Regions from separate parts of the Homo sapiens genome. Here region 2 is linked to region 1. The links are chromatin loops, found by intact Hi-C in ENCODE. Cell type or tissue: mammary epithelial cell. All regions are shown on one strand. Links, peaks and the distances in the headings refer to the core of each region. The heading gives the core; the rest is flanking DNA.

The links. Peaks named below come from ENCODE experiments on the same cell type or tissue, not always from the same donor. Only the 100,000 strongest peaks of a DNase experiment are listed, where the experiment ranks them.
Region 2: it touches region 1 in a loop (6-fold over the local background); 8 of 110 quality-filtered maps call a loop at or near these places.

What each region holds. Positions count from the first base shown.
Region 1 is chr22:17,073,314-17,076,124 of GRCh38, reverse strand. No RefSeq gene overlaps it. Among named protein-coding and RNA genes, the nearest start is that of IL17RA, 10 kb to the left of the region's middle. RefSeq lists a silencer at 953-1,012. In mammary epithelial cell, for the core only: a CTCF peak has its summit at 1,018 (motif pointing left); a DNase peak (open chromatin) is centred at 344; H3K27ac peaks cover 241 bases.
Region 2 is chr22:17,363,689-17,366,499 of GRCh38, reverse strand. It overlaps a transcript of CECR2 not described here. Among named protein-coding and RNA genes, the nearest start is that of CECR2, 4.4 kb to the left of the region's middle. In mammary epithelial cell, for the core only: no CTCF peak of the experiment used is centred there; no DNase peak of the experiment used is centred there.

The DNA.
Region 1 (2,811 bases), core at 15-2,514:
CCTGAGTAGCTGGGGTTACAAGTGTGCGCCACCACGCGTGGGTAATTTTTGTATTTTTAGTAGAGACAGATTTCACCATGTTGGCCAGGCTGGTCTTGAACTCCTTACCTCAGGTGATCTGCCTGCCTCGGCCTCCCAAAGTGCTGAGATTACAGGTGTGAGCCACTGTGCCTGGCTGAGACTCAGACTTCTATATCCATCATGCCCCTCCCTCAAATCTGCCCCACACCAAGCGTGCAGAAAACTCGCTGACTCATGCATTCTTCACTGGAAAAAGTGAGATCGAGATGGCCAGCCAGCTTCTCCATCATCGTGGGTTCACTGGCAGGAAACCTGTCCCTGACTCAACCCACAGAAAGCAACCCACAGAAAGGTTGAGTCCCTGACTCAACCCACAGAAACTCAACCCACAGAAAGGCACAGAAAGAAAGTGTGCCTGGAATAAGAAATATCCCAGAGGACAGCCAGAGACAGAGTAGGGAGGCAGGACCACCATCCCCAGCCCTGGACACTCTGCTCTAATTTGGCCAAAGGAGACAGCAAATCAGCGTGGCTGTTAAGCAGCACCATGTGGTAGGTTTGTTCCACAGGTCCCCTGGGCACAACCCCTAACCATCCTTCCCACACTACTGAAATGTCCCCTTTGAGACCTCCCTTATCCTGATGGGTGGCACTCTTTTGTTTTGAGATGGAGTCTCACCCTGTCACCAGGCTGGAGTGCAGTGGCACGATCTTGGCTCACTGCAACCTCTGCCTCCCGGGTTCAAGCGATTCCCCTGCCTCAGCCTGCCGAGTAGCTGGGACTACAGGCGCGTGTCACCACGCCCAGCTAATTTTTGTATTTTCAGTAGAGACAGGGTTTCACCATGTGGGCCAGGATGGTCTTGATCCCTTGACCTCGTGATCCGCCCACCTCAGCCTCCCAAAGTGCTAGGATTACAGGCATGAGCCACAGCGCCAGGCCGGGTGGCACTAATTGCTTTCCAGAACCAAGGCAAACCTGGGCTTATGCCACCATCTAGTGTCAAAAAGGAGGCAGTGACCTAGCTGGAAAAAAAGAAAAATAAAATAAATAAATAAATAAATAAAACCAACAGGTAAATTAAAAATAAAAACCCCAAGCAAACATATCAAATAAAAACTGAAACAAGCCAGACAGAGAAGATTGAAATAAATAACAAATCCTTTAATGCAAAGACATAGACTCACATCACAGGAAACAATAGCAAAGAAGGAATCATGACTCCAAATGGACAAAGTGAGGAACCAGTGACTGACCTTAATGAGTCAGCAATCTGTGAACCTCTGACCAAGAATTCAAAATATCTGTTTTGAGAAAACTCAGTGATATCCAAGATAACATACAAAAGTAATTCAGAAATTTACAAGAGAAATTTAATACAGAGATTGAAATTTTGAATAATCAAACAGAAATCTTGGAGCTGAGAAATAAATTCACTCAACTAAAAAATTCATGGCCAGTCGTGGTCGCTCACACCTGTAATCCCAGCACTTTGGGAGGCCAAGGTGCCTGAGCTCAGGAGTTCGAGACCAGCTTGGGCAACATGGTGAAACCCCGTCTCTACTAAAATACAAAAAATGAGCTGGGCATGGTGGCATGCGCCTGTAGTCCCAGCTACTCGGGAGGCTGAGGCAGACGTATTACTTGAACCCAGGAGGCGGAGGTTGCAGTGAGTCAAGATCATGCCACTGCACTCTAGCCTGGGCGACAGAGTGAGACTCTGTCTCTGAAAAAAAAAAAAAAAATCATTAGAGGCTCTCAACCAGCGAAATGAATCAAGCAGAGGGAAAAAACCAGCAAGCTCAAAGACAGGCTTCTAAAAAATACACAGAGGAGCAAAAACAAAAAAAGAATAAAATGCAATAAAAATTGTCTCCTAAATATAGAAAATTACCTCAAAAGACCAAATCTAAGAATTCTTGGTGTTCAAAAGGGAGTTGAGCAAGAGCAAAGGGTGGAAAGCTTATTCAAAATCAAACACGGACACTCAAAAAACTTTCCAAACTTGAGAAAGAGACAAATAGCCACATACAAGAAGATCAGAGAACACCAAACAGGTTCAACCCAAATAAGACTACCAAAAGGCATATAATAACGAAATGCTCAATGGTCAAGGGTAAAGAAAGGATTCTAAAAGCAGCAAGAGAAAAGAAGCAAATAACATATAAAAAAGCTCCAATTTGTCTGGCAACAGATTTCTCAATTGGAACTATACAGATCAGAAGGGAATGGGATGGCATTTTCAAAGTGCTGAAAGAAAAAAACTGCCATTTAAGAATACTGTATTGGAAAAGTGTCCCTTCAAATATGGAGAGGACATAAAGTCTCTTCTGGACAAACAAAAGATGAGAGTTCACTACCACCAGACCTGTGTTACAAGAAGTGCTAAGGAGAATTCTTCAATCAGAAAGAAAGAAAAAAAAAACACTAACATGCAAAAAGAAAATATGTAAAGGTATGAAACCTGCTGGTAAAATTAAGTACATGAACAAACCCAGAATACTCTAATACTATAATTTCAATGTGCAATCTACTCATAACTAGTATGCAGCCCAAAAGACAAATCTATCAAAAACAACAATACCTACAGCAATCTGTTAGGAGATGGACATTATAGAAATACACATACATTGAGACAACATAAAGTCAGAATGTGGGGGATGGAGTTAAATTGTAAAGTTAAACTCTTTTTTCCGTGTTCATTTTTATTTTCTTTAAGCTGTTATCTCTTTAAAATAACCTGTTATATCTATAAAATGTTTTTGGTAAGCCTCATGGTAATCACAATG
Region 2 (2,811 bases), core at 151-2,650, 290 kb before region 1:
AAAAACACACAGTTTGCCGGGGCGGTAGGTGACGCCTGTAATCTCAGCACTTTGGGAGGCCCAGGCAGGCGGATCACGAGGTAAAGAGATCGAGACCATCCTAGCCAACATGGTGAAACTCCGTCTCTGCTAAAAATACAAAAAATTAGCTGGGCGTGGTGGCACGCCCCTGTACTCCCAGCTACTCGGAGGCTGAGGCAGGATGATTGGTTGAACCCGGGAGGCAGAGGTTGCAGTGAGCGGAGATCGTGCCACTGTACTCCAGCCTAGCGACAGAGTGAGACTCAATCTCAAAAAAAGAAAAAAGAAAAAACACAGCTCATATTTTCTTTCCCCTTCTCATTCGTGCTGTTTTCTGTTTGTGAGCCAGTGCCATTAACTTCAGATAGTATTAAAAGTAGCAAGAAGTAATTCTTTCATATTCTCTGACCCTGAGTTCCATAATCCCCTTTGAATCAAATGTTTTCTATTTAAAAATCCCACAATAATTCGTTTGGTTTTTCTGTTTTGCTTATTCATTAATATTGCAAAAATATTTATGTTTCCCATTGCAAAATATGAAGTAATGTTAGCTATGTTGGGATTTATATAGGTTCCTGGAGGATAATCTGGGAAATGAACCACCCTTTTTTTTTTTTTACATAGGGGGTCTCCCTTTGTTGTCCAGGCTGCAGTGGAGTGGTGCAGTCATAGCTCACTGCCACCTTACTGAGCAATCCTCCTGCCTCAGCCTCCCAGATAGCTGGCACTACAGGCCAGGCTAACCACATTTTTTTGTTTGTTTTTGTTTGTTTGTTTGTTTTTCCGAGACAGTCTTGATCTGTCACCCAGGCTGGAGTGCAGTGGTGCCATCTTGGCTCACTGCAAGCTCCGCCTCCCCGGTTCACACCATTTTCCTGCCTCAGCCTCCCGAGTAGCTGGGTGTACAGGCACCCACCACCACGCCTGGCTGATTTTTTTTGTATTTTTAGTAGAGACGGGGTTTCACCGTGTTAGCCAGGCTGGTCTCGATCTCCTGACCTCGTGATCCGCCCACCTTGGCCTCCCAAAGTACTAGGATTACAGGCGTGAGCCACTGAGTCTGGCCTAACCACCTTTTTTATGACATTGTTTCTTTGGGAAATACACTGTTATTTCCAAAGGATTAATTTAAAAATGTGTGCTCTGCTTTATTATTACTGAACCTTGGAAGAGATGAACAAAGGAAAGTGTGGCTTCTTCATAACCGTCGTTAACCAGGACAAGCATCCAAATCTTTTTCTTTTTCCTTTTTTTTAGACAGAGTTTCACTCTTGTTGCCCAGGCTGGAGTGCAGTGGCATGATCTTGGCTCACTGCAACCTCTGCCTCCTGGGTTCAAGCAATTCTCCTGCCTCAGCCTCCCGAGTAGCTAGGTTTACAGGCACGCACCACCACGCCTGGCTAGTTTTGTATTTTTAGTAGAGATAGGGTTTCTTCATGTTGGTCAGGTTGGTCTCAAACTCCCGACCTCAGGTGATCCACCTGCCTCAGCCTCCCAGAGTGCTGGGATTATAGGCGTGAGCCACTGCGCCCAGCCAAGCATCCAAATCTAACTGTTCAGCCAGTTTTCTCTCTTTGGAATCATGCTACTTCTCTCTTCTTCTTCTTCTTATTTTTTGTTTTTTTGTTTGTTTGTTTTGTTTTTTGTTTTTTGAGACGGAATCTCCCTCTGTTGCCGAGGCTGGAGTGCAGTGGTGTGATCTCAGCTCACTGCAACCTCTGCCTTCTGCGTTCAGGCGGTTCTCCTGTCTCAGCCTATAGGTGCGTGGCACCACTCCCAGCTAATTTTTGTATTTTTAGTAGAGATGGCGTTTCACCATATTGGCCAGGCTGGTCTGGAACTCCGAACCTTGTGATCCACCCACCTCGGCCTCCCAAAGTGCTGGGATCACAGCACTTTGTAATCCCAAAGTGAGCAGGGTTACAAGGCGTGAGCCACTGTGCGCTGCCTCTCTCTTCTATTTAAATTGCCCTTTCTCTACCTTTGTTTGCCAACCTGACCTGGATACTTCTTGTTTCAGTGCCAGAATCAAATTGGACCAGGAGAGTGTAGTATAAACATTATGTTAGCACTTTAGTCAACTGTGTATAACTAAGCCCAAGTATGGCACAAATTCTTTTTTTTTTTTTTTTTTTTGAGACAGAGTCTTGCTCTGTCGTCCAGGCTAGAGAGCAGTGGCGTGATCTCAGCTCACTGCAAGCTCCGCCTCCCAGGTTCACGCCATTCTCCTGCCTCAGCCTCCGGAGTAGCTGGGACTACAGGCGCCTGCCACCACACCCAGCTAATTTTTTGTATTTTTAGTAGAGACGGGGTTTCACCGTGTTAGCCAGGATGGTCTAGATCTTCTGACCTCGTGATCTGCCCGCCTCGGCCTCCCAAAGTGCTGGGATTACAGGTATGAGCCACCGCGCCCGGGAGTATGGCACAAATTCTTGACAACCCTTCATGAACAGCTCAGCTTTTCTCATTAAGGAGCTGCATTCCATAACTCCCTATTCCCAAAGAGGGCTATACACCAAGCTAATTTAAAATTTTTAGAAATTAGGCTGGGCATAGTGGTTCACACCTGTAATCCCAACACTTTGAGAGGCTGCAGTGGGTGGATCACTTGAACCCAGGAGTTCAAGACCAGTCTGAGCAACATGGCAAAACTTCATCTTTTCAAAAAATACAAAATTTAGCCAGGCATGTTGGTACACACTGTAGTCCCAGTTACTCCAGATGCTGAGGTGGGAGGATTGCTTGAACCCAAGAGGTGAAGGTTGGAGGGAGCTGAGATCATGCTACTGC